Linked DNA regions of Homo sapiens: all the other regions are linked to region 2. Evidence: chromatin contacts called from ENCODE Hi-C or POLR2A ChIA-PET data. All regions are on one chromosome and are shown on one strand. The core of a region is the stretch at or near the end of the contact, and the rest is flanking DNA. Distances in the headings are between cores, read along the strand shown. Region 1 overlaps KCNH7 (potassium voltage-gated channel subfamily H member 7). Region 2 holds the start of GCA (grancalcin). Region 3 holds the start of DPP4 (dipeptidyl peptidase 4).

Region 1 (2,936 bases), core at 390-2,889, 390 kb after region 2:
CTATACAGTAATTAAAATAAATGAACTTGTGCTACAGGTATTAATTTGGGTGAATAAACAAATAGTGATCAAGAAGTTCACAGTGCAGAAAGTAGAGCTATTTTATAATATTTTATAAAACAAGCAATATGATACCTTATTTTTATGGATATTTGCTATGAAATGTCCATGAAAATATTTATGAAAATATAAAATATTTATGAAAGCACATAAATATTTATGAAAATGATCTATACTAAATTTAGGGTTGCAGATACATCTGAAAAGGTTATAACTTTATAGAGGGCAGAGGAATACAATTAGAGGGAGTATATTTAAAAACTGAAATAATTGCAGCAAAAGTTAAATTTAGTAAAGCTGGATGGTAGGTATAGGGATATCAATTATATTACTTTCTGTGTTTGAAATATTTACTAATTACAAAAATATAAATATAAGAAGAAGCCTGTGGGCTTAGAAACTTGAACTGTTAACTCCTGGCAGATAAAGTTGGCAGAATTAAGGCACTTGAGTTTTCAGCTAAATGGCAAAGTAAGTTAACAGTAAGCAACTACAGACACTAGGCAGATGTTGAAGGGGCTTTCTAGGGATACCTTGCTCTCCTCTGTGGCCATAGGGATATCACTGTCCAGAGTGGTGTAGGGAGCAAGATGCACTGGCAGTGGGCAAATTCTAGGACGATTTAGAGGGACTACGTGTGAAGAGGATGGCAATACTCTTCTCCCTTTTCTGTAGCAAAGTATCTCCTGAGCTGATATTAGTAGTTAAGGGGACATTCGACTCATGACGTGACAGCCTCTGATGCAGACTGTGAATGAGAATGCCACCAATGATCAAGGACCTGTGAAACCAAAAGGTTTTATATAGAAAAGGAAACCGAAAGTAAGTTAAGCAGGTACCCAATATATAGATATCTTATTCTTTGATCTCTTTCTTCAAAAGGTATACTACCTTAGAGTTAGTATATTCATATGGATAAGGAGCGTTTCACATTTATCCAGTTACTGGTTAAAGATAGAGTGCTTTAAAAGTCACATTTTAGGGATCTGGTAGGTAGAACTAAACTGAATGCAAGGTACAATGGAAGGAAGATAGAATTGAGAATCCTGTGGTCTGCATTTTCAATTATAAGGTGCACTCACATCAGCAAGTCACTGCTTCTTTGAACCTCAATATCCTCATTTGTAATAGTAAAATTATAATTGTTAATATCTGTCTCAAAGGATTACTGTGAGGTTTGAATAGCATGATGAGATATGGGCAGTAGCTCTTTACAAGTTTTGGGTACTTTTGTTATGCCTGTTAGAAATAGAAATTTCTCCCACTTGTAAGCTGCTGATTCAGGAAAGTGTGGGTATCTCTTTCTACACCTCCATCATTATTCAGAAACTGTGGTCAGTGAGCCAGATTTTGCCTGAAACAATGTTTTGTTAATCTGGCACTTTGTTTTAAAATACTTGAATTCATTGATAACATTTGAAATACAAAGATTTTATATAAAATTCCAGATTCAGAGCTTGTCTCGAAAATTTGGCATATTTAGCAACAGTGGGAGTCCATTCCTTTCAGACCTGATATAAATTCTTATACTACACATGGTATTAGAGCTCTGGGGCCAGGACTTTCCAGGAAGTGGGCTTGGCTCTCAGAGCTATGAATCGACAATCATCAGCTCCCAGCTTCTTTGAAAAAACAGGTTTGGTGACTAGGTTGCCAATCCTGTGTGAAAGCAAATAAACTAGAGCTGAGTAGTTAGCATGGATCGTTCCCAGATTCTCTATTGTCTATATTTTGTCTTCTTTAAACGTATTACTTTAGCCCATGTAGATTACATTATTGTTCAAAATATTTGTTAAACCCCTCCCTATTGCAGGATTGTTTCTGCCCAACTCATTGACATCAAGCTTGGCCACATAACTTGCTTTGGCTAATGAACTGGGAAATATACCACATCTAAGCAGAAGCAGTAAGAGCCATCATGTAAATCTGCCTTCTGTATTTTTCCCTCAGCCAAGGGATCAGGATTTCCCCAGATGGGGGATGATCTTCTAGTCTATTCTCAGAACAAAGATAATACAAAGCAGTGCTGAAACAGACTCATGACGTGCATGTAGCATGAGCCAAAAGTGATTGTTATTGTGAGCCTCTGAGACTTTGGTATCATTTTCCATCACAGCAGAACTTAGCCTAAGCTAACCCATGCATCTTTTCAGCTCCTTTGGCATTTTATTTTGTCAGCCATCAGCAGCAATCTCCTGCCTGCCTAAAAAGAAGGAGCATTTGATCCAGTGATCTGAACCTGATTTTTTTTTAAGAAAGGGAAGTGAATAGAACAAGATAGAAATATCCACTTGTTATGTAAAATGGTATAAATATTTCCTCCTTAGTTTGTCATCTAGAGTAAATTGAATGTAAATTAATATTAACTGAAGTCTCACCATGTACCAGGTATTTTTCATACTTTACCTCATTTAAACCACCAGCATTACTTAAATGTATAGTTACTGCTTTCCCCAGTTTTCAAATAAGTAAATTGAGGCTCAGAAATTTAAATAACTGGCAGTGACTATAATTTGAATGGATATATTTTTTGGTCCAAAATTTATGTTTTTTTTTTCTAAACTCATTCCATTATTAAATTGTGGATTCTAGGAAGTCTTATTCAAAAAGCTCTACATAATAATATGGTAGCATTTTTGAGTAGAAATAGTAATTCCTTCATGAATCTGGGATATCACATGATAAAATTTATTTTTTTCCCTCCTGGAACAAAGATAAATACTATGTATAGGAAAATATGGTGGCTCTCTCTTTTTTTATAATGCTGCATATTATCTGTAAAAGAATTAACAATTTAGAGAACTATGCTTTGTTTTTAGATTATGACCTTTTTATGTTTTTATAACAATTTTTAATGAGAAATTATAGTGATCATA
Region 2 (3,411 bases), core at 614-3,113:
TAAGAGATATATTGGCAGGAACTATGAAGGATCTGATATTTTACCCTAGTTATAAGCAAACAAGTAGAGTGCCACAGTTTCATGGAAGTTGGCAGAATGTGTGAGATTCCTGAGTCTGAGACAAATAACTTTATTACTCAAAGCACAACAGGCACCATGAGCTTCATACTTCCATAGATTCCCCTCGTTCTGAAGTCCCACAAGGCGAAGAGGAGCTGCCAGATGGGTGTTGTACATGCACTGTGTTTGTTATGCAACTGGAAGAACTCCAAGCTTAGGAAAGTCCTAAGAAGGCTGCTAGCAAACGTACCCAAACTTTGCCCTGGCAGGAAATACTATCTTTGCAATTAAATGTGCAGAAAGGCAAGAAACCCATGGGGCCTTAACTCCCAACTGCACAAATGCAGCTGCATCAATAAGGCTATTTTGATGAAAACAAGATGCACAAAAATTTTGACCACAGAATCAGACTAACATTGTAAATGTAAACACTCAATCCTTCCTAAGCAGTTCTTTGAATATGTAGTTAATCCGTTGGAATAAAATTTTGCAATGGTTTGTTCTTTCTAGCGCTTTATCATTTGATACCTTCATAAGCCATGCATTTTTCCCTTTTGCCACGTAGGTTTTACCCTTCCCCTCTATTTATTTATGCCAATAATTTAACCTTAGTGGCTTAAGTATTTCTTACAGCATTGAAGGAACTTACAGACACTTTCCCAAGAGTAGCTAGGACATCGGCAATCTTCCTTTCTCTCTGCTGTTTCCTCTGAGAATTGTTTCACAAGGTCCAACATCCTCTTCTGTAGCATAGCTGAACAACAGATACTCAGCTCTGCAAGGCTGATTTCCTTTGTGAATAGTTAACATTTTTTTGATAGCCTTATTTTTAAGAAACATGTTAGCCCTTCTCTTGTTCTTCAGAGATAACTCAAAATAATATCATTTGGTTTTTTCATTTGTTCATAAGCCAAAGCTACAGCTGCCTTGTCCTTTTAAAGTCAGAGCTACAAAATTCATTTGAGTTCCAGAGATAAATCAGACTTGTCCATTGCTATTACTTAATAAGCCAAAGTAATTGAACATTTAACAAGAGTTTGCCCAAAGGCTGAGTCAGATTATATACAGGACACCGTCTATATTATCAGTGTATAAACAGCAAATAAGTTTTTAGTGTATGTTCACGTCCTGTGCAATATTTGGGACATACTTACACTAAAAAAGTTTATTTGGAAATCAACTTTAACTAGATATCCTGTTTATTTGCCAACATGCCACAATTCAGGTCACCATTTATCTACCAAACAGAATCAATAACCTGTTCGTCCAATGTGGCCTCAAGTGGGTTTTGGCGCAGAAGCACTCCTCCTGGACCACAGGTGTGGTCCTGGTTGCAAAGTTTTGATGTGACATCAACACTACACAAAAGTAAATGTAACTGCAAAATTTTGAAATTCACAGATGGGTCTTTGAAGTCCAGCTCAAAAGCGTGGAGGGCTGGTTAAAATAAGTCACAGACTTGCCGGTTTGGGGTTTCTAGAAAGAAAAGTAACTTGAGGAGTTGAAGGCTTGTAGAAGACCTTTCCACAGAGAGTGGGAATTCCGTTGCAGCAGCCAAGGCTTCTTCGGGATTTAGAAGGAGAGCGCGCGAGAACCTGAGGGAGCCAGTAAGAGTCGAGCAGGGACTGGAGGGCTCCCGATGGGGTGTAGCCAATCAGGGCAGAGATGGGTGGGGCTAGGCTGCGGGAAGGGGCGGACTGCAGCTGAGTTGGCTCCAAAGTGTGGGACTCAGCCAATCGGAACCGTGCAGGGCGGGGCTGGCCTGCGGAAGGGGGCGGGTTCGGAGGAGTGAACTGTGCGGTTAGTGCGCCTTTCAGCCTCACCTGCAGCTGCGCCTCCTTGCACCTGCGCCTGTGCTTTTTCTCCCAGCACTGCGGACGCGACTCGAGGGTGACGCTCGCTCCGCTCGTCCCGCTCGTCATGGCCTACCCGGGATACGGAGGAGGGGTGAGTCCCAGCCGCTTGGTCGTGTCCCTCTTCCTCGCGGGGTGTGGCGCCCCCGGGGGCGGTGCCAACGTGCGGGTCCGCCCTTGGCTCCTGCTCCCTGCGTCCGCGCCTGGTACTCGGCGGCGCCGGATTCCGGGGCTGTTGGGGGCCAGGGCCTGGGCGAGCATTGATCCTGGGCTGACTTGGAGCCGCAGGTTTTCTGGTCGTTGAGGACCCTCGAGGAGCGTCCTGGTGGAGCCGAGGGAGTAATGTGTGTTTGGAAATTTATTTCCTGGAATGGAGGAACAAGCCACCCTCTTCTTGTTCCAGTAATCGTTTGTGGTACTTCCCTCCCCCGCCCCCCACTCAGTGTTGCTAGAGATCCTCTTTTTGAATTTCCTGACCACTTCTTGTTCTTTAAGTTCCTTATGAATAAATTAAGGTGTACGGTAAATAACTCCTAATCTTTACTGTTATACGAAGGGCAATCTGTTCTAGACTCCCCCGCTCGCCCCCAGGCGGGGGGAAGTTACTCTTTGTTATAACTTTTATCCTGCATCACCTTTGGGAGTTGCAAGTTATAATCGTAGAGTCCTGGTGGCTAGCCCCTTCTTTTCAGAAAGGAGCCCAAACCTTTAGTATCGATGTCAGTGATCTACACGCTGTGTTAACAGAGTTAACAGTAGTTTGATCCATTGCGGTGTGGGTAGAATATAATATATTTTCTATTTGTTTTTTACCTAAAAAGAGAAATTGTGTTTTACTGATTTTAATATAGGACTTGACTTTGGGCTATGGTTGTGGTCTTCAAAAGAGTTACTCCTACCCCTTGGAGTTCATGGTGGTGGTGGTGGTGGTGGTGGTGGTGGTGGTGGTGGTGGTTGTGGTTGTGGTTGTTGTTGTTGTTTTAGGATATGAATTTCCAGGTCCTCAACTTCCACACATACTTGTTCCTAAAATTGATTTGCTTTCCTTAAGACTTGCCTCAATCCCCTCTGGCACCGTCCACTTTGTAATGCCTATGCCTCCTCAGTCCTTAAATTTAGGAAGGAAGTTTAAGGTACCTAAGGAAAGTAAAGCCCCTTCGAAGATTAATCAAGATAGCATAAACCTGTGGGTCTTTAAAAACGTCCCTAGCGTATACGTATTTTCATTTGGTTGAAGCTATCTGTTAGAAGTTTGTATATTTACTCCTCTTGGTATGCTCTGAATTCATATATGTATGGTAGAGTGAGGTGGCAAGAGTAATACATTTTCATTCAAATAATTTGGTGCTTCCTTACCCACTTTTGTCAGAGTGCTTGAATTTGATGGAGAGTTCCACGACACAATAAAGAGAACGTCTGTATGTGTTTTGAATATTTAAATCCCCTTTTCCATGAATTTAAAATAAACAACTCTTTTCAGCTGTTGTCATGCTCATTA
Region 3 (3,263 bases), core at 215-2,714, 270 kb before region 2:
CTTAAATAAAAGAATCCACCAAAACATCACTGATTCCAGACCCTTCTTAAATATTATCGTGTATACCAGCTTTATTATTTAGCTCTGCAATACTGCTAAATTGGTCAATTACTTCCCTGCCTCCCCACCCTCCAACTGAATTCTCACCACCCTTGAGGGAAAACAGTCTGGGTTCCCTGTGGAACATCATTTCTCAAAACTGTATTTTGGGGCTTGCTTTCTCATTTTTCCTTTCCATTTCAGATATCCTTACTGCTGTCTTTGGGCTCTTTAAACACTGCCTTTTTTCCTTTTTCGATCACACCCAAAAACTTTTCTCAAAAATTACATGTAAATTTAAAAATTTACAAATTAAATTTAAAATTGAAATTTTAAAAATCCCGACTCTCCCTAATTTCAGGAAGCATGCATTTATTATACATAACAAGACGTGAAAGCCGCAAGAGTTTCAGCCTAAACACTGAAGACCCCGCGAAGTGAATCCAGCTGCTGCTCTACAAGCAGCAACAACAACTGGGAAGCCTTCTCAGCTACACTTCGGGGCACTGGTCCAACCCCACGCAAAATCCCTCGTTTCCCTTAGCGTGGTAAGACGGAGCCTGACCTGAGCTCCAACTGTCCTATCTTTTTCAAATGTTTCAAACTTACTGCCTTTGTTCAGCAGAACCACGGGCACGGTGATGATGGTGACAAGCGCAGCAGCACCCAGCAGTCCCAGAAGAACCTTCCACGGTGTCTGCAAGCCGAGCAGATCAAGTCCAATTAGAGGGAAGCGTGTGGCCCCAGTTTCCGTAGGAGGGTCGGGGCTGCTCCAGAGGCAGCAGGATTTGCAGGTGGGAGTGCGTTAGAAGAGGGAGACCGCGGGCTGGGGGTGGGGGTGGCGTCTGGAGTGCGCCAGTTGGAGTTCTCTAAGGCGGGTGCCCTTGAACTTGTGCCTTCAGAGCACATTAGCGTTGGTTTCTCTACCCCTGCCCGGGTTCGGGCGTGCGTTCTGTGAGTGGCTCTCCGGGACATTCAAAGCTCGACGCCAGGGTCCTAGCAGAAGCCAGGGTCCGAAAGCTAAGCGAGAGCTCTGGGACGTCCCTTCACCTGTCAGAGGGTGGCCTTGGGGCTTCCGCCTAAGGGGAGTCCCTGGTCCGGTTTCGCCAGCTTTTGGGCCATTTGGGGAGTTTGGCGAAGAGGTCCCCACAGCTCGCCCCGGGGACGTACGTGGCGCGGCACTCACCTTCATCGTCGGCGTCTCCTCGGAAGTGAGCGTTCAGAGAAGGAGCGCAGGCAGAAGTCACCGCGGGCGGCGGAGACGCGCGTCCTGCACCGCTGCTCCGGGCGGTGGAGTCACTCGCCGCTGGCAAGTTTCGGCCCCGAGTTAAACATTAGTGAGCGCCGAGCCCGCTGGGTATAAAGGCGCCGCGGGCAGGCTGCAGGGCAGGCGGCGCGGGAGCAGGCGCGCGTGGCGCGGGGCACTGGCATCCCGGCCGGGGGGAGCCCGCGAGGGCCCCCTGAGGGCGGTGTAGGGCGCTGGGCGGCAGCCGGGGCGCAGAGTGCGGGGCCCGGAGGAGCCGTGGGGGAGGGGAAAGGGCGCGCGGCCTCGGATGCGCAGACCCTGGGCCGGCGACTCGGGGACCCTGCTCCCTCTTAGCTAAAAATGACGTCGGCGTTCAGCTCCTCCAACCTCACGTGGACAGGCGAGGGAACCGAGACCCAGAGAGGGCAGGGGACTTTGGCAAACTCACACAGCCCACCGCAGGCAACTGGAACTGAAACCCAGGACTCCGTCTCTTGCCAGTGAAAGTTATGTTAGGAAGCAGTGAGGGGTCTAAAGCAGTATGAAAGGCAAAGAGAAAAGGTGATTGTTCCCTCTTGAATGGCCCTTGGAAGCTGAGTATCTGGATTCACCCTCCCTAGGGAATTTCCCGATTGTCTTGCAGGCTTACACACTCATCAAGATGACAAAAATAATGACAGTAACACTTATGTGGAACTTGACTTTTTCCCAGGTGCTGCTCTAAGCATTTACTGTGTTTGTTTTACAGGAAGGAAGACTGTACACAGAGAATAAATAACTTGGCCAAGCCATTCAGCTAGGAAGTTGTAGATCCTAAATTAAGAGTTCAAGGTCTTAATGGCTACTCTATGCGGCCTCTCATAGTCTTTTCAAGGGTTTTGGAGAAGAATAAAAGATCAGGTATGGCTTCTCCCTCCCCCAGCTCTCTATTGTTCCCTAAAGGATTATTCATTCGTTCATTCATTCCTACATCCTCCCATTTATTCCAGTCATCCACAGATGTTTGAGTGGTTACAATGTGCCAGCCTCCCTTCTAGGTACTGGAGATAAAGTGGGACAAGAGAGGTGAGGTCTGGACCCTTGGCACTTTCACGATAAAATACACAGGTAAACATTTGCCTTTAGGGCCCCCTGTGATTACTTCCACTCTTGCAGATAAGAGGATAAGGCCTCTTCAGCTTGTTCACAGCAGCTGAAAAGCAAAGCCTCTCTGTCAGTAGAGGTAAAAGATTAAGAATGCAGAGTCCGATGGGGCATTACCACATGATTATGAATTAATGCAATTTTCCATCTTTTATTTCCAATCCAGGCATTGCTTTTGAACTCAGTCATCTTTTCCCCCTTGCCCACTAGTTGCTTGTGATACATCAGTATCCTCACTCACCCCCAACTCCAGAGGCTGAAACTAACTCTCCTCCTCCCTCTTCCAACTGCTGAGGAAGATGAGTCAATGGTGTTACTGGACCCTGTGAACTGATGCTGTGAAGAGAGGCCATTTAACACGGACTACGGGGAATGGTGCCACAGGGGGCTCAGTGCTGCCCTTCACTCTCAGCATTTTGCTCACTCAGCATTGGTAAGCCACATCAGCCTCGGTGAAGGAAGTCTGGAGAGTTAAGCCTGTGCTTCATCTCCATGCCAGCACCATGGCACTCATTGTACATTCAGCAAGCCCCAAGGAAGCTGGCAGGAGGCTGGCTGACATCTACGGGACAGGTCAATTTGTTCTCTGGAGGGCACTCCATGAGACGCAAATATCTTCACACCCTGTGCCCATTTCAAGAGACTCTCTCACATGCCTCCCCCACCTTGACCTCTGTGTCACCAGTCTTTCAATCTTGTTTTTTCCAAATCCTTAAGGTAGCAGCTGGCCAACACATTAGCCACCACTGATGAGTCAGTGTAGATCTTACATTGGGCCATCTCTTTTTTCTTGCAAAATAGAAAAGCAGATGTTCTGCTCAAAGTTCTGTTTGTC

The links. Hi-C counts contacts between places; a loop is a spot of excess contacts on that map. ChIA-PET counts read pairs that join two places held with the same protein, here RNA polymerase II (POLR2A). Pooled maps may share reads with other maps.
Region 1: a map with no recorded cell type shows a loop between it and region 2 (4-fold over the local background). The contact joins the enhancer-like site here to the promoter of GCA in region 2. A Hi-C loop is called at or near these places in 1 of 168 maps with a recorded cell type or tissue (breast epithelium), 8 of 37 single-sample maps with no recorded cell type and 4 of 50 pooled maps. POLR2A ChIA-PET finds 5 or more read pairs at or near these places in 1 of 52 experiments (Panc1).
Region 3: a pooled map shows a loop between it and region 2 (5-fold over the local background). The contact joins the promoter of DPP4 here to the promoter of GCA in region 2. A Hi-C loop is called at or near these places in 4 of 37 single-sample maps with no recorded cell type and 8 of 50 pooled maps.

What each region holds. Positions count from the first base shown.
Region 1 is chr2:162,731,477-162,734,412 of GRCh38, forward strand. All of the region lies in intron 2 of KCNH7 (potassium voltage-gated channel subfamily H member 7), which reads right to left. Among named protein-coding and RNA genes, the nearest start is that of KCNH7-AS1, 36 kb to the right of the region's middle. RefSeq lists enhancers at 530-709, 740-949, 1,856-2,085. Within about 2 kb of position 1,640, at least 3 of the 41 ENCODE cell types and tissues checked have a DNase peak (open chromatin) inside an H3K27ac peak, as active enhancers do.
Region 2 is chr2:162,342,269-162,345,679 of GRCh38, forward strand. It overlaps GCA (grancalcin), which reads left to right and starts at 1,864. Exons shown (of 8, transcript NM_012198.5): 1 at 1,864-2,007. The coding sequence starts at 1,981. RefSeq lists enhancers at 1,421-1,650, 1,503-1,672 and silencers at 1,701-1,850, 2,091-2,170.
Region 3 is chr2:162,072,751-162,076,013 of GRCh38, forward strand. DPP4 (dipeptidyl peptidase 4) reads right to left here and starts at 1,465. Exons shown (of 26, transcript NM_001935.4): 1 at 1,226-1,465; 2 at 649-736. The coding sequence starts at 1,231. It overlaps DPP4-DT (DPP4 divergent transcript), which reads left to right and starts at 2,107. Exons shown (of 3, transcript NR_147697.1): 1 at 2,107-2,185; 2 at 2,728-2,861. RefSeq lists enhancers at 984-1,183, 1,618-2,315, a silencer at 1,334-1,593 and a promoter at 1,870-3,263.